Linked DNA regions of Homo sapiens: all the other regions are linked to region 2. The links are chromatin loops, found by intact Hi-C in ENCODE. Cell type or tissue: endothelial cell of umbilical vein. All regions are shown on one strand.

Region 1 (8,000 bases), 670 kb before region 2:
ACCAATATACAAACTGGAGTGTGGAGCAGCTTCCTGCAGAACCCAAGGAATTAATCTCTATGATTCAGGTCGTCAAACAAAAACTTCCCCAGAAGAATTCCTCTGAAGGGAACAAGCATCACAAGAGTACACCTCTACTCATTCACTGCAGGTGCGTGGGATTTGGTAGAATGTGCTCTCAAAATCATAATGCTTGACTTCTCGGTTCACATGTTGTCTTATCTAGTTATCCTCATATATGAAACACATAACCACAGTAAAAACTTCTTATGGAGTCGGTCACTCTCTTGGTTGTTTCCACAACACAACTATTGTAGAAATATAATAGAAGTGATTATATTATAGTGCAATAATTTTAAGTTGTGTTTTTTAATACTTGGTGTCATGTCATCTTTGATTCCTTGGTAGCTAACATTGAGCCAGGAATGTCATTTGTGTGAATGAATTAATGAATGGAAGGGTGTGTGAACAGATAGGTAGATGGGTATCACCTTACACATATACCCATATACATTGATCTACTCTATTAGGTGTCACAAAGACACCTAATATGTTTAATGAACACAAAGTTTATTAAACATATTTTAAGTTAAATATTAACTGAAATCACAAAGCTTAGCAATTTTGATTTGAAACTCATTATTTAATTTTCTAAACTGAACCAAAGGCAAAGATTGTGGTAATATCAATAATACTACTAGATTTTATTAGTTTCTTCATCTGTGATAGGTGCTTACATATTCACCTTAAATAAGCAATATAATTGAAAGAAAGATATATAATATAAAAGTTTACATGAAAAAGAATATTGAAGTAAATGAGAAACGAAAAATAGTAAAGTAAAATGAGAAATGTTTATCTAGTGAAAAACTTTTGGAATTTTTGAAAAAGTCTAATTGTTATTATTGGAATTGCATATACTAGAATCAAGCCTTAAGAAATATATGAATTTTCAGCATTTATGTGGAAAGAAAGCTGAGGAAGGGAAGTTTACACTGTAAAACTATATATGTTTCTTAGAATATGATTTATGTACAATAACTAAAGTGTCCTGCTGATAACATATTGTTTAAATTGAATCTTTATGATAATGCTTTATACTTCTCATTGTTTGGTAAACTATTTGATTGCCCTCTTTTTAGTGAATAATTCTACTAGGTATTACTTTTCTACTGATGCAGAAGTGAAAACATTTGTGAAACGTGGTAGAGAGGCAGAAGAGTGAAGAAGAGCATGTGTTCTAGTAATTTACAAAATATTAGGTCTAATATTTCTGATTACATCAGCTTTCTCTTCTCCAAATCTTGGTTTCCTTATCTATCATACTGGCATTCTGATATTGGTTTCAACAACTTCAGATGTAAATAAAAATGCATTAAAATCCATAAAATACTAAATAAAAGAAAATATATTTGTAAAGTCGAAGACAAATAAGTTTTCAATTCCAGGATTATCACACTCTTAAATTGAAAAATTTGCCTAAAAATGCATTTAGCGTAAATAATTTGGTTCTTGAAAGAGGTTGGAATAAGATAATTATGATAAACATGAAGCAAAAAATATATTCTCTCTCTTCCTGTTTTTATTCTAATATCACCCTTTTTGGTGAGAAGTAGGATTATTTTCTATCTTTTCTTTCTTTTATAGGGATGGATCTCAGCAAACGGGAATATTTTGTGCTTTGTTAAATCTCTTAGAAAGTGCGGAAACAGAAGAGGTAGTGGATATTTTTCAAGTGGTAAAAGCTCTACGCAAAGCTAGGCCAGGCATGGTTTCCACATTCGTAAGTATCCTTCACCATTGCTTTTAACATGCTCGGAATTTTTTTTTTCTTTTTGACGGTTTCCTTTTTTCTTTTCTCCTCTCCTTTCCTCTCGTTTGTTCTTTTTTCCCCTTTCCTTTTCTCTTCTCTATTTTCTTTCCTATTCTTTTAGCTTTTCTACTTTTACATGATAATTCACATTAAATTATTATAAGTCTAAATAAGAGCCTAAAGTTTACTAGCACTTTGTTGTGACAGTTCATGAAGAGCCTTTCCCTAAATGCTCATGAATTTCTTAATTTTCTTTCCTTCACTCCTGTATCGATTTGTGTTGTGTAACAAACCACCCCCAAATTTGGGAGCCTAAACAAATAACATTTATTATGGTTCAGTAGTCTAATGATATGCTGGAATGTTCTGCTGGTGCCCTCAGGCTCAGGCAATAGAGACCAGGCTGACTCATGTGTCTGCCTTCAGCTGATGTGTGCCCTACAGTTTGGCTGGTCTAAAGTGACCTACACTGCCAGTAGGCTGGCATGTGGCTGCCATTTAGCTATGGCAACAACAGTGAGTGGGCCACATGTCCCTCCTCATCCAGAAGACTAGCCCAGGCCTATTCACATTAAAGCAGCAAGTTCCACAAGGGAAAGAAGACTTGTGTGAGACCACTTGAGGCCCAGGCTTAAAAGTGACACACATGTCTTCTTCTGTATGTTATTAGCCAAATAAATAAGTCATAAAGCCTGCCCAGATTCAAGGGGTAGGGAAATAGACTCCACTTCTTGAGAGGGCCTGCAAATTCACATTGCAAAGAAATGTGGATACAGGAAGGAAAATAAGTTTTATATTCTTGTAATCGATCTATCGTGTATACCCTCTATGTGGTAGTAACTGTAGATGGTCATCTGGGAATTAATCCTTATTCACAGTGTAAACTTAATTACTCACTAAAATATATAAAGCTTTTAATCATGTATGATATTGAGATTTCATATCTTGGTACTTAAAAATGTATCAAATGCTTGCTATGTGCTCTTGCTATAAAGAGCTAATTGGTATGAGGGAAAGCCAGGTATTTACTAATCAATGTAGTGAGTAAAATGACAGAAAAATTATAAGAAGAACATGAATGAGGGCATTTAATTTAAACTTTAGGAATCAAGAAACGCTTCTCGAAGCAGTGATTCCTGCCCTGATTCTTAAATAATGTGTAGGCATTAGACAGGAGGATAAGTACAAAACGTGGCATCATGAGCAAAGGCATGGAAATGGCCCATGAGCGGAGTGAACACTGGTTTGGGGTTGCTCCAAGGTAAAGTTCAAAAAGTATCCTGCAGTCAACCCTTTAGCACCATAAAGAAACTAAATTATTTAGATGTTTTTATGAGAACATATCAAAAAGTACTTTTCTGTCATCCAATACTTCCACAAATAAATCATTAGTTCTTGCTAATCTTCATCTGGCATAAAAATAATGACATCAACTTTCTTCATGTAATTTCCCACTTAATTCCTTTACTAGGAGCAATATCAATTCCTATATGACGTCATTGCCAGCACCTACCCTGCTCAGAATGGACAAGTAAAGAAAAACAACCATCAAGAAGATAAAATTGAATTTGATAATGAAGTGGACAAAGTAAAGCAGGATGCTAATTGTGTTAATCCACTTGGTGCCCCAGAAAAGCTCCCTGAAGCAAAGGAACAGGCTGAAGGTTCTGAACCCACGAGTGGCACTGAGGGGCCAGAACATTCTGTCAATGGTCCTGCAAGTCCAGCTTTAAATCAAGGTTCATAGGAAAAGACATAAATGAGGAAACTCCAAACCTCCTGTTAGCTGTTATTTCTATTTTTGTAGAAGTAGGAAGTGAAAATAGGTATACAGTGGATTAATTAAATGCAGCGAACCAATATTTGTAGAAGGGTTATATTTTACTACTGTGGAAAAATATTTAAGATAGTTTTGCCAGAACAGTTTGTACAGACGTATGCTTATTTTAAAATTTTATCTCTTATTCAGTAAAAAACAACTTCTTTGTAATCGTTATGTGTGTATATGTATGTGTGTATGGGTGTGTGTTTGTGTGAGAGACAGAGAAAGAGAGAGAATTCTTTCAAGTGAATCTAAAAGCTTTTGCTTTTCCTTTGTTTTTATGAAGAAAAAATACATTTTATATTAGAAGTGTTAACTTAGCTTGAAGGATCTGTTTTTAAAAATCATAAACTGTGTGCAGACTCAATAAAATCATGTACATTTCTGAAATGACCTCAAGATGTCCTCCTTGTTCTACTCATATATATCTATCTTATATAGTTTACTATTTTACTTCTAGAGATAGTACATAAAGGTGGTATGTGTGTGTATGCTACTACAAAAAAGTTGTTAACTAAATTAACATTGGGAAATCTTATATTCCATATATTAGCATTTAGTCCAATGTCTTTTTAAGCTTATTTAATTAAAAAATTTCCAGTGAGCTTATCATGCTGTCTTTACATGGGGTTTTCAATTTTGCATGCTCGATTATTCCCTGTACAATATTTAAAATTTATTGCTTGATACTTTTGACAACAAATTAGGTTTTGTACAATTGAACTTAAATAAATGTCATTAAAATAAATAAATGCAATATGTATTAATATTCATTGTATAAAAATAGAAGAATACAAACATATTTGTTAAATATTTACATATGAAATTTAATATAGCTATTTTTATGGAATTTTTCATTGATATGAAAAATATGATATTGCATATGCATAGTTCCCATGTTAAATCCCATTCATAACTTTCATTAAAGCATTTACTTTGAATTTCTCCAATGCTTAGAATGTTTTTACCAGGAATGGATGTCGCTAATCATAATAAAATTCAACCATTATTTTTTTCTTGTTTATAATACATTGTGTTATATGTTCAAATATGAAATGTGTATGCACCTATTGAAATATGTTTAATGCATTTATTAACATTTGCAGGACACTTTTACAGGCCCCAATTATCCAATAGTCTAATAATTGTTTAAGATCTAGAAAAAAAAAATCAAGAATAGTGGTATTTTTCATGAAGTAATAAAAACTCGTTTTGGTGAATTCTGTAATAGCTTATCATGAAGGTCAAACACAACCTTTAGATTGGTTTGGTTTTCTATATCTTTACTCTTTTGTCTGATTTTATATGTCTTAACTATACAGCACCGATTATTGTCCATTCAACTCACATTTATTTTGTGTCCCTACTTCTAATTATTTCACTATTGTAACATATAAAATTAACAATTAACCCTTATAGTAGTATATAGATCCTTGTGCTTATTTAACAGATGAAAAGAAGTAAATTTTACAATGAAGCCACAGTTTCTAATTTATATTAAGGTTACTTATTACATCTTTACTTATTAATGAGAAAAGGGGATTAGAATCACCAATTATGGGCACAAAAAATAAAGTTTGCTTTCACTTACCTCTTCAGTCACTCAAACTATTATGCATTCTTTTCTTTTATTGAAACTTGATCAGTTGCCATTTTCTAGATAATGTAGTTAAAATTTGCAGTTCTCATGTTCAATAGAACATTATGATGTATGCCTACTTTATCTGTTAATTGCTTCAAAATACAAATAGCAGAAAGTCTAAATAATCTACAAGCAAAGTTTTTCTTCAGAAGTTTCAATTGCAAGTAACATCTTCCAAATGTAGTTGTGTGTTTTAAATGTGTTTTCCACCTGACACTATCTTTTGAAAGATTAAAAACTACTTAGAAAATAGAGCAATAATAATTTCTATTAGTTTAAGAATCAAGCTTGAGACTTTTTTTCTACATATGGGAATTTGTTGTAAAGAAAGAGATGAAATAGTGGCTCAGAAAGCCCACTACTTTGTGAGAACATATACTAAACCGAAGGTGAGACCCATGGCACTAGAACATGGAATTATATGTCTATGATTTTTACCTGTAGAAAGAAATAATATGTGAATTATAGGTCTATGTCTATGGCCATGGGTTGCATTAATGGGGATCTGTTACAAGGTATAAAAGATTTATTTGCTAAAGTTTGGCACTGCCATTATTAATTCTAGGATCCAGTCAGAAATATTAAGCAAAAAGTTTTGACTTACAAAAGCCTGGTACACTGTAGGGATAATGTTATGAATCCAGAACATTACATTTATTGGGCAAAAAGAAACTTCTAGGTTTCTTTTAAAGTTGTTTGCTTTATTCCTGGTATTAGAATTCAATGGGAATAAAAGATACATTTAGTAAGCCTAAACTTCAGGTCCCAAGCTATTAATTGTGTACATAAGTGACAAATAAATATTTTCATTTAAGAGATATATATATTTTAATATTTTCTTGCAAGAGGAAAACTGTGTAAAGTGATTAGCTGAACATCTGTCTTTGCAAAGATAATTTTAAATGCGTTAAGCTTCCCCTCAGAATTCTTATATTTGTACAGAGAAATTTTCCTGTTTTTTTCCCTCTAAAATATTAAACATAAAATTTATTTTTACAACTAACTAGGACTGATCTTAATTTTAGATTTATACCAGATATTGGTTATAAGATGATTTCATAACACCATATTAGATCTGAATAAGTGAATGCTATTTGCTCCTAGCTAATTGCAGCATGTTTCTTGATATGAAGACCTTAAAATATATCACTTCAAAGGAAATGAATATCTGTTAAAATGAGTAGAAAAGGCTATGCTTTCAATCTCCTACACAAATTTTACATCTGGAATGATCTGAAGGTTCTTCAAAGACATTCAAAATTAGGCTTTTTTATGTCCTGTTTTAAGTGAAAATATTTATTCTTCTAAGGGTCCATTTTATTTGTATTCATTCTTTTGTAAACCTCTTTACATTTCTCTTTACATTTTATTCTTTGCCCAAATCAAAAGTGATTCCTAAATTTTAATTATATTTGTAGGACAATTAAAAGCTTTTGATAACTTACAACAAATGAATTCTTGTTTTTTGCTAAGATCCCGTAAAGAAAACTCTTCTTCTTTATTCAAACTATCCATGATTACTTTCTTCAAAATGACATGAAATTTGATTGTCAGATAAAATACAAGGCATTGGGTTACATTCGAATTTTAAATGAAACAAGAATAGTTTTTTAGTGCAAGTATGTCTCATGCAGTATTTGGGACATATTTGCACCAAAAATTGTTTCTTGTTTATTAGAAATTTAAATTTAACTTGGCATCCTATTTTTTTTAATCTCGCAGCTTTAACATGAAAGAATCAACTATATCTACTTCACTTAAAAGAACATTTGTAGTTCTCCTTGCAGAGAGAGACTTCACCTCTCTAGTTAGCTGTATTCCTAAGCATTTTATTATTTTTGTGGCAATTGTGAATGGGAGTTTGCCTCTCAGCTTGGCTATTGTTGGTTATAGCAATGCTAGTGATTTTTGCACATTGATTTTGTATCCTGAGACTTTGCTAAAGTTATTCATTATCCTGAGAAGCTTTTGGGCTGAGACTATAGGATTTTCTAGATACAGGATCATGACGGCTACAAGCAGGAATAGTTTGACTTCCTCTCTTCCTATTTGCATGCCCTTGCTTTCTTTCTCTTGCCTGATTGCCCTGGCCAGAACTTCCAATACTATGTTGGACAGTAGTGGCGAGAGAGGGCATCCTTGTCTTGTGGCGGTTTTCAATGGGAATACTTCCAGCTTTTACTCATTTAGTATGATGGTAGCTGTGGGTTTATCATATGTGGCGCTCATTATTTTGAGGTATGTTTCTTCAATACCTAGATTATCAAGAGATTTCAACATGAATGGATGTTGAATTTGATCAAAAATCTTTTCTGCAGCTATTGAGATAATCATGTAGTTTTTGTCTTTAGTTCTGTTTCTGTGATGAATCACATTTATTGATTTGTGTTTGTTGAACCAACCTTGCATCCCAGGGATAAAGTCTACTTGATCATGGTGGATAAGCTTTTTGATGTACTGCTGGATTTGGTTTGCTAGTATTTTGTTGAGAATTTTTGCATCAACATTTGTCAAGGATATTGGCCTGATGTTTTCTTTTTTTGTTGTATCTCCGTCAGGTTTTGGTATCAAGATGATGCTGGCCTCACTGAATGAGTTAAAAAGGAGTTCCACCTTTTCAGTTTTTTTTTGGAATAGTTTCAATAGGAATGGTACCAGCTATTCTTTGTACATATGGTAGAATTCAGCTGTGAATCCACTGGGTCCTGGGCTTTTTTTATTGT
Region 2 (8,000 bases):
TGATATTTTCTCCAAAATGAAATGCAACTAAAACAAAAAATAGACAATGGGAATTAATTAAACTAAAAAGCTTCTGCACAGTAGAAAAAAAAAAACAGAATAAACAGACCATCTACAGAAAGGGAGAAAATATTTGCAAATTATGCTTCTGGCAAAGGATTCATATTCAGAATCTACAAGGAACTCAAACAACTCAACAAGAGAAAAAACATACAACCCCATTAAAAGTTGGGCAAAGGACATGAACAAACATTTCCCAAAAGAAGAAATGCAAGCAACCAGAAAATACATGAAAAAAATAAACCTTAACATCATTAATCAACAGAGAAATGAAAATTATGACTACAATGAGATATCATGTTATGTTACACCAATCAGAATGGCTAATACTATTTGTTTTGGAGCACACACATTTATTTATTTATTTATTTTTAATTTTACTTTAAGTTCTGGGATAAATGTGCAGAACATGCAGGTTTGTTACATAAGTATGCATGTGCCATGCTGGTTTGTTGCACCTGTCAACCCATCATCTAGGTTTTAAGCCCCCCATGCATTAAGTATTTGTCCTAATGCTCCCTCCCCTTACCCCCGACCCCACAACAAGGTCCAGTGTGTGTTGTTCCCCTCCCTGTGTCCTGTGTTCTCAATGCTCAACTCCCACTGATGAGTGAGAACATGCGGTATTTAGTTTTCTGTTCCTGTGTTAGTTTGCTGAGAATAATGGTTTCCAGCTTCATCCATGTCCGTGCAAAGGACATGAACTCATTCTTTTTTATGGCTGCATAGTATTCCACGGTGTGTATGTGCCACATTTTCGTTATCCAGTCTATCATTGATGGGCATTTGAGTTGGTTCCATGTCTTTGCTATTGTAAACAGTGCTGCAATAAACATAAGTGTGCATGTGTCTTTACAGTAGAATTATTTATAATCCTTTGGGTATATACCTAGTAATGGGATTGCTGGGTCAAATGGTATTTCTGGTTCTAGATCCTTCAGGAATCACCACACTGTCTTCCACACAATGGAAGAACTAATTTACACTCCCATCAACAGTGTAAAAGCATTCCTATTTCTCCACAGCCTCGCCAGCATCTGTTGTTTCCTGACTTTTTAATGATCACCATTCTAACTGGCATGAGATGGTATCTCATTGTGGTTTTGATTTACATTTCTGTAATGTCCAGTGATGATGAGGTTTTTTCATATGTTTGTTGGCTGCATAAATGCCTGCTTTTGAGAAGTGTCTGTTCATATATGATTTCCATTTTTTGCATTTGCTGAGGAGTGTTTTACTTCCAATTGTGTGGTTGATTTTAGAATACATGCTATGTGGTGAATGTATATTCTATTGATTTGGGGTGAAGAGTTCTGTAAATGTCTATTAGGTCTGCTTGGTCCAGAGTAGAGTTCAAGTCCTGATTATCCTTGTTAATTTTCTGTCTCATTGGTCTAATATACATAGTGGTGCGTTAAAGTCTCCCATTATTATTGTGTGGGAGTCTAAGTCTCTTTGTAGGTCTCTAAGAACTTGTTTATATGAATCTGGGTGCTCCGGTACTGGGTGCATATATATTTAGGATAGTTAGCTCTTCTTATTGCATTGATCTCGTTACCATTATGTAATGTTCTTCTTTGTCTTTTTTGATCTTTGTTTGTTTAAAGTCTGTTTTATCAGAGACCAGGATTGCAACCCCTGCTTTTTTTTTTTCTTTCCATTTACTTGGTATATATTCCTCCATACCTTTATTTTGAGCCTATGTGTGTCTTTGCACATGAGATGGGTCTTCTGAATCCAGCATACCTATGGGTCTTGACTGTATCCAATTTGCCAGTATGTGCCTTTTAATTGGGACATTTAGTCCATTTATGTTTAAGGTTAATAATGTTATGTGTGAATTTGATCCTGTCATCATGATGCTAGCTGGTTATTTTGCAACTGGGTACCTCAGTTGGAAATGCAGAAATCACCTCCCTCTGTATTGGTCTCACTGGGACCTGCAGACCAGAGCTATTCCTATTTGGCCATCTTGACCCCTCCCCAGAATGGCTATTATTGAAAAGTCAAAAAAACAAGTGTTGGCATGGATGAGGAGAAAGGGGGCTGCTTATACAATGTTGATGGGAATGTAAATTAGTACAATCTTTATAGAAAACAGTATGAAGGTTTCTCAAAGAACTAAAAACAGAACTCCTATTCCATTCAGCAAGCCCACTACTGGTTATCTACCCAAAAGAAAATAAATCATTACATCAAACAGACACTTGTATTTGTATCTTCATTGTAACATTGTTCACAATGACCAAGTCATGGAACCAACCTACGTGTTCATCAAGAGTCAACTGGATAAAGATAATGTGATAAATATACACCATGGAATACTATGCAGCCATAAAAAATAAAATCATGCCCTTTGCAGCAACATGGATTAAGCCAGAGGCCATTGAGTGAACTGACTCAGAACCAGAAAACCAAATACCGTATGTTCTCACCTATAAGTGGAAGCTAAACAATGGATATACAGGAACATAAAATGGAAATAATAGAAACTGGTGACTCTAAAAGGGAGGACTCTGGAAGAGGGGCAACAGTTGAAAAATTATCTATCAGGTATAATGTTCACTATATGGGTGATGGGTATATCAGAAGCTCAATCCCCTCCTGCATGCAATATACCCATGTAACAGACAAGCACTTGTACCTCCTTAATGTCAAATTAAGAATTAAATAAATTAAGAAAAGGAAGTAAAAGGCAAACATGCTATAGAGTGGGAAAAGATATCTCAAATACATAAAATGCTAAAAGCATTTTAGAATTTCTAAAAAGTAAATTTCAAATTATTAACTTAAAAATAGGTAAAAATTCAAGACATATAAGCAAAGACTTGAAAAGAAGTCTTCACTTTCAGAAAGAAGGATATCAAAATGAACAATAAACATTTGAAAAGACTCTCAATATTATTAGTCATCAGAAAAATGCAAATTAAAATCATGACATACCACTATATATCCACCATGGCTAAAATTAAAAAGAATTTCAATATCAAATGTTGGTGAAATTTTGGAGTAAATGAAACTCTTCCACATTAATTACAGAAGTGTGATTTGATACAAACATTTTAAAAAACTTTGGCAGTATCTACTAAAATTAGATATACTAGATATATCTCTAATTCCATTCTTGAATGCATTCCCAACCAAAATAAGCACTACATCCAATGAAAGCCATAGCCAAGAATATTTATAGTATTTTTATGTACCATATCCACAAATCATAAAGAACTCAATTTTCATCACCAATAGAATGAGGAAATAAACTGTGGAATCTTCACACAATAGAACACCACAAAATAACGTAAAACAACAAAGTTCTGATACATGCAACAAAAACAAAGATAACCCTCAATGCTATAATAATAACAAAAAGAAGTAAAGCAAAACTAATTTTAATATTTTGGTGACAGATTTCAAGATAAAGGGTTCCCTCATGTGCAGAAGGATGAGAAAAAAGGATACAGGGTTGATCAAATCACCTAGGAAGTCAGAGTAGATAGAAAAGATGAGGATCTTAAAAATAATCTTGACAAAGAACAGTCAATGGAGTAAGAGACAAAAATAGAAGCACTTGTTTATGTAAGACAAATGCTAAAAAAATTCCATAAAGGATCAACCCTATCAAATGCTACTTGGAGCATAAAATGTCCGTGGTAAAAATTAAACACTAGACTGAAGGACTTCAGCAAGATGGTGGAAAAGGAAGCTCCTGATGTTTCCTCCTCCCATCAATTCACTAATAACTTACACACTGATCAAGTTCCTCTGAGAGAAATCCAGAAGCTAGTTTCACACAGAGGGCAAATGAGAAAATATCCACATTAAATTGAGTAGAAAAATCTGAGACATACTTGTACCACAAACCCCACCCCAAGCACAGCACCTTACCATCAGAAGGGAACTCCCAATTCACAACTTCTCACTAAGGAGTGAAGGGTTTAGACCTTACACATAGTACTCGAACTTTTACAGTTGCCAGCTGAGAAATCAGCTTCTAAGTCACTTAGCTTTGGGAGTAAACAGGGCTCAGAATTCATGAGTGTTATAGCACCACAATGAACAGAGGCAGTTTTAATGATCACTTTCATCAGCTATCCCCTCCAGGTTCCATGCAGCGTGAGCAAGCAAAAATGTCCATCTCCCAGCTTCTCACTTGAAGAGGTCTTACTGTATACTTTCCTAGCTCCTGCCTAAAGGTCAGGCATCTAATTAGCCTGCATCTGGGAACTGAAGGAAAAATGAATAGAAATCCTCCAGAGGTTTGAATGGGCATGTGTGCACTTCTCATGCCTTCTCCTCTCAGCTTGCTTGCTCTAGCAACAAAGCTGTATCTCCAGCTCTCTCTGGAAGGAGTTTGTCCACACCTCAAGTATCCTAACTTTTACAGCTCCCAATCAAGGGACTAGCTCCAAAGTCACCTCCCCCTGGGAGCTAAAAGGGATCAGCATTTGTAACTTCTCAGAACCACAGCCAAAAAAAAAGAGGCCATTTTAAATGAGTGCACACTTCTAGCATCTGTTTCTCACAATTCAAGACAGAGTTAGAAAACACAAATGATAAGCTTTGAGTTGCTTTCTGGAAGAAGTTTGACAGCACACCTAATGTCTCGACTATCCCAACTGTTGCCTGTGGGCCAGGCTTTTAATTAGGCTGTATCTGGGAGCTGATGAAGCAATCCATAGTCCTCTTGGAGCCTGAAATGGCATCTCACAGCTCCTCCTGCTGGAATGCTCCAGTGATAGAACTAAGCTTCCAGCTAAGCCACCTGTCTCTAAGAGTGGGTGGAACTTGGTATCCACTGGAGTGACAAAGAGCAAAGCAATGGATTGAAAGAGTGTGCTGTCTGAACAAGAGTACAGACATTTGCCACAGATACTCTGTCCAGTTTAGTGCAGAGCAAGTGAGAGATAAACTCTAGCTTCCACTGTTTCCTTGAAGAGAAGGGAAACTAGACCTCACATCTAGAACCCAAAATTTTTCATTTTCTTGAAGGACTGGCTTCTATCTCACCTATTTCAAGACACTATTGAGACTTGGCACACCCTAATCTCCTGCGATCCACTAAGAACAAAAGCAGTGATTTTTGACAGGTACGAAGATTTGAGAGGTACCCAGTATTTCTAGCTAGGCTAGCTGATGAAGTTTAACTCCCACATGAGGCCAATCTGACCAGGTGGCTATCTTATCTAATGTACAAAAATCAACACAAAGTCTAAAGGAAAGTGAAGTAACAGGAAAAATATATTCCAAACACAAAAGCAAGATAAATCTCCATAATCTAATAAAGTGGAAATAATTGATTTATCCAACAGATAATTTAACATAATGGTCATAAAGATGCTCATCAAGGTCAGGACAGCAATGCGTGAACAAACTAGGAATTTCACCAAAGAGATATAAAATATTCTTTAAAATACCAAGCAGAATTTATAGAGCTGTAGAATACAACAACTGAGCTAAAAAATTCAACAGGGAGATTCAACAACAGAATAGATCAAGTGACGGAAAGGATCAGGAAACCCAAAAAAAGGTCATCTGAAATTAGCCAGTCAGTGAAACAAAAGAGAAAAAATAATTTAAAAGCACGAAGATAGCTTAAGTAACAATGAGATGCCATCAAGCAGACCAATATACACATTATGAATATTCCAGAAGAAGAGAGAGAGAGAGAAACAAGTAGAAAACATATTCAAAGAAATGTTTAAAAATGTCCCAAACCTGGGGAAGGAAGTAAACAGCCAGATGCAGAAATCCCAAACAACACCAAATGAGATAAATACAAAACGATCCAAAGACAAAGAAATTTTGAGAGCAGCACTAGAAAAACAGCTTGTTACATGAAGGGAGCCTCTGTCAGACTATCAGTGGATTTTTCAGCAAAAAGATAGGAAGACCTCAAGTTAACAACCTAAGATCACACCTCAAGGAACTAGAAAAATAAAAACAAACAAAACCCAAAGCTAGCAGAAGAAATGAAATTACAAAGATCAGAACGGAACGAAATAACATTAAGACCAAAAATAAATAAATGAAAAGTTCGTTTTTTGAAAAGATAAACAAAGTTGATAGATCACTCACTAGAATAACCAAGAAAAAAGATTTAAATAATCACAATAAGAAATAATAAAGGTGATATTACAAATGATACCACAGAAATACAAGATTATCAGAGACTACTATAGACAGCTCTACAGACGCAAACCAGAAAACTTAGAAGAAATGAATAAATTCTTGGAAACATAAAACCACCCAAGATTGAACCGGGAAGACATAGAAATTCTGAACACACCAGTAATGAGTAGTAAAATAGAATCACTCCTTTAAAAATCTCCCCCACACACACAAAAGCAAGCCCAGGACAAGATGGATTCACAGAATTGTATCAGATATACAAAGAAGAATTGATATGAATCCTACTGAAACTATTCCAAAAAAGCAAAGATGAGGGAATCCTTCCTAACTCTTTCTGTGAACTCAGTATCATCCTGACACCAACTCCAAGCAAGGACACACGAAATAAAGAAAACTACAGGCGAATATCCTTGACGAACATAGATACAAAAATCTTCAACAAAATACTGGCTAGCCAAATCCAATAGTCCATCAAAAAGATAGTACACCATGATCAAGTGGGCTTTATTCCAGGAATGCAAAGATAATTCATTATATGCAAATCAATCAGTGCAATTGATCACATTACAGAACTAAAAACAAAACAATATGATCATCCCAATCGACGCAAAAAAGGCATTCAGAAAAATTCAATATCCCTTCATGATAAAAAAAACTCTCACAATATAGGCATTAAAGAAACATATCTAAAAATAAAAGCCAGAACAGACAAACCCACAGACAATATTATACTGAATAGAGAAAAGTTGAAAGCATTCCCTGTAAAAACTAGAACAAGACATGCATGCCCACTCTCACCAATCCTATTCAACGTATTGCTGGAAGTCCTAGCCAGAGCAATTAGGCAAGACAACAAAATAAAAGGCATCCAAAATAGAATAGAGACAGTCAAATTATTTCTATTCACTGGTGATATGAGTTTATGTCTAGAAAACTCTAGACTCCTCCAAAAGCTCCTAGATTTAATAAATTACTTCAGTAAAGTTTCAGAACACAAAATCACTGTATAAAAATCAGTAGCATTTCTATACACCAACAACAGTCAAGATGAGAACAAAGTCAAGAAGGTAATCTTGTTTATAATAGCTTCAAAAGTAAAATAAAATACCTAGGAATATATTCAACCAAGGAGGTAAAAGACCTTTACAAAAAGAATTACAAAATCCTGATGAAAGAAATAGATGACACAAACAAATGAAAAAACATTGCATGCTCATAGATTGGAAGACTCTATATTGCTAAAATGAACATATGGCCCAAAGCAGTTTACAGATCCAATGTCATCCCTTTCAAATTACCAGCATCATTTTCAACAGAATTAGAAAAAACAAATTTAAAATTCATTAGGAACCAAAAAAAAAAAAAAAAAAAAAAAGAAAAGCTCAAGTAGTCAAACAACAATGAAAGAATAAAGCTAAAGGCATTATATTACCTGACTTGAAATTATACTACAAGGTTATAGTAAGCAAAACAGCATGATGCTGATATAAAAACAGACACACTTTTCAGTGATACAGAGCAGAGAACCCAGACATAAAACCACATACCTAAAATTAAGTTTTCTTCAATAAAGTCAACAAAAATATATACACTGGGGAAAGGACAACCTATTCAGTAAATGGTGCTGGAAAAATTGTATTGCCATGAGCAGAAGAAAGAAACTGGGCCCCATCTCTCCAGGCTAGCTGATGAAGTACCAAACTGTATACTGTATACAAAGACTAACTCAAGATGGATTGAAGACTTAAATGTATGATGTGACACTATATAAGTCTTAGAAAAAAAAACTGAGGAAAAACTCTTCTAGACGA
Region 3 (8,000 bases), 310 kb before region 2:
CAGAGTTTGGAACTTTTTGGTTATTATTTTTTGAAATAATTGCTTGGCCTCTTTCTCATTTTGTTCCTCCAATATATTGACTTATAAATAGTACCCCATAAGTCCCTTAGGGTTTCTTCACTCTTTCATTCTTTTTAAATTTTTGTTCCTTTGATTGGATAATTTCAAATGACATATCTCAGCATTCACAGATTATTTTTTTCTGCTTGATCAAATCTGCAGTTTAACCCCTGTAGTGAATTTCTTCAGGTTATCATATCCTTCAGCTCCAAAATTTTTGCTTTTTCTTTTTAAACATATTTTCTGTATCTTTGTTTAAAGATTTTTGTTCATGGATCATTCTCCTGAGCTCATTAAGCATCTTGATGACAGTAATTTTCAATTATTTTTCAAATATATTGCATGCTTTTTTTCTTCAGGATTGATTTCTGAAGATGTACATTGTTCCTTTACTTTGGCCATGTTTGTTTGTTTCTTCATGTTCTTTGAAGCTTTGTGTTTATATCTATGCATTTGAAAAAACAGCCACATTTCCCAAAGACTAATGAAGACTTCTACAAAGACTAACAAGTAGTCTTCGTAGACTAGCACTATAGAGAGAAAGACTTTTATTGGTCAGCCCAGCTAGAGAATCTGGAGACCTCTCAAACCTTTCCTGTGAATGTATTTTCTCTGGACTTGTGCATCTAAAGCCCCAATTAGAGGGATTTGTTGGTTACTTTTATTCAGGAACTCATAATCTCTTGTGCACTCTGGTGTATGTGGCTTTACAAGTTCTTAGTACTAGAAGAGGAAGCTGTCCCATGCTCTCTGGTTCCCAGTGGCCATCAAGTAGCTCCCTGTCCACACCCTTAGTCATTCTAGACCGCTATCAGTTCCTCAAGCAGTCCTCCAGAAAGCTGAATTGTAGGGTACACACTCTGCTCCTCTCCCTCTCTCCCATTCTGTGTGAGGTATGAGGTGAGACAAAAGCCAATCCCTCAAGCGATTCTCAAAAAACACATGGCGTTGCAGGCAAATTCCATTTTTCTCTCTTTCTCCTTGAGAAGAAGACTCAGATTGAGCACCTTCTCTCAATCATGCAAATCCATGCCAGCTGTAGGCAACTCTCTGCTTTCTGTTGTCTCTGCTACCCCCAGGCCTACAACCTGTGCTAGTTCCTACAGCACTCCAGCTGAGAAAGTAGTTAAGGGAGAAATCAGTCCCTTAGGGAGTTCTCCAAAAAGCTCGGACATTGGAGGCAAACTCCATTTCTCTTTCTACCTTCTGGGGGAGAAGTCTCAGATTAGAGCCTTCTCCCAATCATGCAAAGCGGTACTAATGGCTGCAGGCTGCCAGCCACTTTCTGCTATTCTCAGTTGCCTTCAGGCCTCCAACCTATGTCATGTCAGTTCTATCTGTATTCTGAATGAGAAGTGAGGTGAAACAGAAACCAGTCTCTTATGTAGGGCTCCATAAAGTCAGAATGTTGGATTCTCTTTCTTTCCCCCAAGGCAGAGTCACATGCCAGGGCTTTCTCTATATATACTGAGCTGTATGGGCTTAGGGCAAGAGCTATCACAGGTATAGTGAAATTGTTCTTCTTACACATTTCATTTAAGCTCTTCTCAGCTTTGTGCTCACCTGAGGTATTGCAACTTCTTAACTGGATTCTGGAAACCTCATAAAACTATTTTGGTCGGTGTATCATTGTTAAACCATTATTTAAAGAATGAGGATGGAGACTTCCTATCATGCAGACAGCACTACTTTTTAAATAGCAATTACTACATATATTAGCAAAAACTTTCGCCCAATATGTCAAGATGTTAGTTCTCTTTGTATACCTAGAACATTAAATCTCTAAAGCTATGTTCCTGTGTTAGACTTCTCTCTTCCCGCTATGTGCTTATTGCTGTACCAGGCAATAGGCACAAAGAGGTTTGCAATAAGATGTCATTGTCTATAAGAGATAACTTTTGAGGAGAAGCAGTATATGAAAAGGGTAAGAGTGTAAGCTTTTGCATCAGAAAAACCTGGGTTTAAAGTATGCCTCTTATAGCTTCTGGAATGTAGATAAAATATATAATCTCTCTAATGCAGTTTTGTCATTAGAAAAATGGAGTGATAATACTATCTAACTACTACTGTTACAATAAGGACTAAATAAGGTAATATGTGTCAAGTTCTTAGCCAAGTGTCTGGCACACATACAGTTAAATGCTTAATATTCAAAATGTGTTGAATATTGTTTTCATTGTTTTGCCAGATTTAGTAATAAAAAATGGAATGGCCCTACAAGATAGAGAAAGCTTCTACAATAGCATCAATAAACTCTCATTTCACACTTGCTCTACTGTTACTTTGTTTTATCTTACTGCTTTCTATTTGTTTTCATCACCTGCATTGTGTTCATTTGAAAATGCACAGGGTCTAAACAAATAAAGTCAAGAAAAAATACAAAAGCTGTTTTGAAAGAATTAGTAAATTTCGACAGCAAGCATATTAATGTTGTAAGATTTGGCATATCTTGGGATTCTGAGATAATTACTAGTGAAAGAAATGAATAGAAAACTTAATATTTTTAGTTTCACTTCTCTGTTGAATGGATAATATTTTTATTGTATTTTTTAAAAATCGGTGATATTTCTGAAAAATGAGCAATATATGAAATGATAAATTTATTTAAAAACTCATATAGCTAAATCTAATCAGCTTATGCAATTTTTCTAGTAAAATGATAATTACATATATACAGTTATGTGATTATTCATTCTCCAAATCTATATTTTGTGCATGTATTGTTAATGCTCCACTATTTTAATATGCAAAATGCCATAAAATAGCACTGGTGGGGACCTTAGATAGCATGTCTCATAGTCTCAATTTGTAGAAAAGAAAACTGGGAAATAAACTCGCTGAGACCTACAAAGATCAGACTGGAAATTAGAAGCAAATCTGGGGCTATAATCTTTTCTAATTTATGCTATCTTCATTTTTCACATGATTTATTCACAGCCACAGTCTAAAAGATAAATGTCGGCATTCAATTAAACTAGTACTTTTGACCTCCCAATTTGTCTATCAGTCTTGCATAATGAAAAAGAAGATTGGTAAAAAGTTATCGATTGTCACTTGGGTCTATTTGTTGGCAAGTAAGGAGTCATCAAATACTCCTTATCAAAAAAACACCTGCCTACATTTTATATTTTCTGAAATTTCACTAATTAAATAATTATTTATTTGATTTACATGCGTAAATGCTTCAAAGATCTATTCAGATGCAAGAACTAATGAAAGTAGAGGAGAAAAAGCCATAAATTCAGGGGTTGACTCATTTACATTGAAAGGCAAAAGAGAAAAAATTAGATCTATCAACTGTATGGTCACTCCTGGTGTGCTTGTCTATCTCTCCTATTGGATGAAATACATTTTTAGGACAATGATCAAACTTTATTCATCACTATACCATTCACACCTTCTAGTGACTGGCACTAAGTAAGAGATTAATTGTTACATAAATTTTAAAATTTTTATTTATTAGGCACCTATTATGTGTAATTCACAGTGCTGTGCTGTGTATTTTTCAGTATGCTATCTTTTCCAAATTTAACAATACTTTTGAGGTAGCTATTATTTTCTCCCATTTTACAGAAAAGAAACCTGAGGTAGAGAGATGATAGACAACTTGCCTAAGGTCACACACTTAACAAATGTAGTGCTGGAACTTTAACTCTGGTCCTTGTTTCAAGAGGCACTTCTTTTCCTACACCAAAAAAGCCACAGAGCCCACAGAATTATGGATTATCAGGACTTGAAGATGTCTTTAAACTTATCTAGATACTCAAAACTGGTTATATTAGGGATTAAAATCACTTTTCTATGCTTCATGGCTTCTTGTTTATTCCCAACAGTAGTGTAAATAAGCTGGTCACATTGATTCCTTTCTCACTATTTATTGAAAGCATGGATAATGAATTAAGAATAACTTTGTGGAAGAGAAGAATATTAATAATATTTTATAATATGTTAATAATAAATAATAATGAATTAATAATTAATGAAATAATAACCAGGCCTCCATCCTGGTTTGCAGATGTCTGTCTTCTCATTGTACTTTACATGGCAGAGAGGAAGGAACTTCTCAAGTCTCTTTTTATATGGCACTAATTGCATTCAAGAGGGATCCACCCTCATGACCTAATTACTTCACCATTTATTGCATAATTACTATGTGTGAGAAATATGAATTAATTTATTCTTTACCATTGCAAACCTATGAGATAGAAATCATTATTCTAATTTTTACACACAAGGAACTCAAGCTTAAAGACATTACAGGACTTTTCTAAACTCCCACGTGTATAGTACAGAAACACAGTGGGCCTCTTGGGCTGCATCTAATAAATTATGCTAATAATGTTACTCATAGTGAGGGAGGAACTGGAGATTGGGTTCAACCATATGGGCAATTAATCCTTCAGTTATGCCTACCTAATGAAGCCCCAGTAAAAACTCTGAACATGGGAGTTCAAGTGAGCTCCTGGGATGGCAATACTCTGTAGATAGTGTCGTACATCAATACCAGGAGGTATTCTTTGTCATTAGGACAATAAGAGCTTCACATTTGGAATCCTCTTGGATTCTACCCTACATGTCTCTTTCGTTAGCTGATTCTATCCTTTCCCTGTAGCAAATATTGTGAGTGCAATAGCTTTCAATAAGTCCTGTGAGTCTTTTGAGTGAATTAGCAAACCTGAGGGTGATTTTAGGAAACCTTGAACTTACCTCTTGAAGACCCCAGCCACCTCCTAATACCATCACATTGGGGGTTAGGATTTCAACCTATTAAACTGGGAAGTAGGGCATAAACTTCAAGTCCATAACAGCTTGCTAAGTAGTTCTACCAGATGTCAGTGGCAGCCTGGAAAGGTATCGCCACCTACTGGCATGCACTTGCACTGTGGCTGCAAATGCTGTTTGTTGGATTTGGCAGGCATTACTATAAATCCCCACCCTAGATTCAGAACTTGAAAGCTGAGTTTTCCTGCAGTCCCAGTGTAAGCTGAGTCAATTGCCTAGATTCTGAACAATGTTCCCAGGAGTATCCATCTATATTGACCAGCTAAGGCTTGCAATGTCTCCTCCAAAAGGAATGTGGTAAGACTTCCCTCCAAGTGATATGAAATGGGCTTTATCAATCAGCAAGGCATTACTGACAAGTGGCGGGGTAACTAAGTTATTATTTTCCTTGTACATTTCAGTCTGCTCCATTGAGTAGAGGGAGGATGCTGTTTAGAGATTCTCATATGTTGTGAGGCACACATGGAGCCAATGTAAACTCTTGTGTTGTTGCTTGCCTTGCTGCTGTCACAATTTGTCTCCTGATAAAGCAGGATGTAAGGGGTCACACCCATGTAAATCAGTGGCACGATGCTTATAGAAAAAGAAATGAAGAAAGGAACACTTTATCCCTGGCCCACCTAATACCCTTGAGAAGGTCATGCAATTGATTCAATAATGTAAAACACTCAGATTGTGCACACATGTCTTATTGGGAACTGCTGCTTACCAGCATGCCAAGGGCCTTATGTTCAAAATCCAGAGCCTCAAAAATACTTATAAGGCATTACTACTCTCTTGGAAGTAAATCCAAATCCTTCAGAGGTCAGTTGGTACACTCTAGAGAAGGAAGCAACCATGTATGAACATGGTCATCCAGGACCACCAGGAGTTTATCAGGTAAACAACCAAAGGGTAAAAGCAGTCAGGAACAGACAGAAAACTTAAAAAAAAAAAAAACCCAAATCCCAAAACACCTGTCAAATGCAGCTGTACACTATCCTGTTGACTGTTGGTCTCATCAGTATTATTCTGATTTCACTGGTCTGCAATCTACAAGCTCAAAGCATCTAAGTAAGCCATTATTTCAACTAAACATGGACAATGGTGAAGCCCACATGCCATTGAATTTGGCTAATACAAGCCCTATAACCCAAAGTCTCTACCAGCTTTCCCATCACCAACCAAACCAACAACTGAAGCAAAGGGCCTACAACAAATGGCTAAAAATACAAGTCACAGCACTTTGGGAGTCTGCGTTGTGCAGATCATCTGAGGTCAGAAGTTCAAGACCAGCCTGGCTAACATGGTGAAACCCCATATCTTCTAAAAAAAAAAAAATACAAAATTAGCTGGGTGTGGTGGTGCATGCCTATAATCCCAGCTACTTGAGTGACTGAGGCAGGAGAATTGCTTGAATCCTGGAGGCAGAGGTTACAGTGAACTGAGATTGTGCCATTGCACTCCAGCCTGGGTGACAAGAATGAAACTCAGTCTCAAAAAAAAAAAAAGAAGGCCAGGCATGGTGGCTCATGCCTGTAATCTCAACACTTTGGGAGGCCGAAGCGTGTGTATCACCTGAGGTCAGGAGTTCGAGACCAACCTGGCCAACATGATGAAACGCCGTCTGTACTAAAAAATACAAAAATTAGCTAGGCGTGGTGGCAGGCACCTGTAATCCCAGCTACTCAGGAGGCTGAAGCAGGAGAATCACTTGAACCCGGGAGGTGGAGGTTGCAGTGAGCTGAGATTGCGCCACTGCACTCCAGCCTAGGAGACAGAGCAAGACTCCATCTCAAAATAAATAAATAAATAAATGAAATAAAAAGAAAACAAAAAAATACAAGACATGCCTACAGGCTAATGCTGGCACTCCAAACTCAGGCACAGATATTTTATTTGACATATAACCTGGCATCATATTAATAACAACCAAATTAGGAAATCTGAATCAAAACCAAATTCCAACAAAACTCCTCTCATTACCCATCTAATAGAAACCTTGGACTAATTAGAAAGTTTTAGACATGGCCATCCTTAATGGGGGCTTAAGTGGTGTCAGTTGGGTCTGGCATATTTGTCCATTACAACAGCATCATGATGCCAATATCACCTTTGCTAGCTGTGAACCCAAAATCCCTTTGACTTGAAAGATATTTGCAAGCCAGGCTCCCAGGCCTAACATTGCCTCCAAATGACACAAATGGCTCCGTGTCACTATAATACCATACAGCCACAAAAGTAAGACCCACATTAATGTGAGTGGACATAAACTTGAAAACAATCCTCAGTCCCACATCCTGGATGACATTGCCCCAACCCAAGATTTCATCAATGGAAACGAATTCTTCCCCAGCACCAGAGATGACTTTACCCATGAAGTCAAAGCCTCCATCCCAGTGACACACATGGACTTCTCCTAAGGCCCTGACAAAGTGGACATGAGACATTTATTGCTTTTCTTCCTCTGACATTGAGGATTCTGTTGCTTAGTCTCATTGTCTGCTTAGCCCATGATCCTGGTATACCCCTTGCTTTATGACAAAATACGCACACTCCTCTCTAAAGGAAAATCTGATAGAGGTTACTACTATCTATGACATTCCAAAAATGAATGGAAATTATTACTTTCCCCCAGAGGCAACTGCACATTTCAATCAACCCTAGGCCCCTTGAGGAGAGAACTACCCACTCCAGGACTTTCTTCTATTACCCACCTCCAGTTTTCCACAACAACCTCCTGCCCTGTGTCTTGAATCATGATCATAGTAATCAACCATTTTCATTGGTGATACACAAATATCACTAATCTTTATGTATAATTTACTAAACAATCAACCACATACTCTCCAACAACATAACTGCCAGAACACTTTGCCACTTGACACTTTGCAACTCTACCAAGATATTATTAGAGATCCTGGAAATTTCAGATCTATTTTCTTGACTAATGCCATATAAATGGGAAACTTGGTTATATGCTGGTCTATAAGAAATGCTTATACTTCTACTCATGGTCTTCTTTTCTACTCTCATAATAAAATATTTTCTATACTGTTTAAGGCAATTTATGCCCTATTGTCTAAAGGTTTCCCCTGTTATCACCCCAACGTTTTCTTAATATGATGCAACAGCATGATAGGGCCAGTTGTATTAACCTTGTCTTTTATTTTCTATAT

Evidence for each region. Hi-C counts contacts between places; a loop is a spot of excess contacts. Peaks named below come from ENCODE experiments on the same cell type or tissue, not always from the same donor. Only the 100,000 strongest peaks of a DNase experiment are listed, where the experiment ranks them.
Region 1: it touches region 2 in a loop (2.4-fold over the local background); 3 of 110 quality-filtered maps call a loop at or near these places.
Region 3: it touches region 2 in a loop (2.0-fold over the local background); 4 of 110 quality-filtered maps call a loop at or near these places.

Annotation. Positions count from the first base shown.
Region 1 is chr1:198,752,622-198,760,621 of GRCh38, forward strand. It overlaps PTPRC (protein tyrosine phosphatase receptor type C), which reads left to right. Exons shown (of 33, transcript NM_002838.5): 31 at 1-151; 32 at 1,648-1,783; 33 at 3,285-4,855. The coding sequence ends at 3,560. Among named protein-coding and RNA genes, the nearest start is that of PTPRC-AS1, 89 kb to the left of the region's middle. In endothelial cell of umbilical vein, no CTCF peak of the experiment used is centred here; no DNase peak of the experiment used is centred here.
Region 2 is chr1:199,417,641-199,425,640 of GRCh38, forward strand. No RefSeq gene overlaps it. Among named protein-coding and RNA genes, the nearest start is that of LINC02789, 270 kb to the left of the region's middle. In endothelial cell of umbilical vein, no CTCF peak of the experiment used is centred here; a DNase peak (open chromatin) is centred at 4,761.
Region 3 is chr1:199,108,536-199,116,535 of GRCh38, forward strand. All of the region lies in intron 2 of LOC107985243 (a long non-coding RNA gene), which reads right to left. Among named protein-coding and RNA genes, the nearest start is that of LINC02789, 36 kb to the right of the region's middle. RefSeq lists an enhancer at 7,916-8,000. In endothelial cell of umbilical vein, a CTCF peak has its summit at 4,918 (motif pointing left); a DNase peak (open chromatin) is centred at 4,916.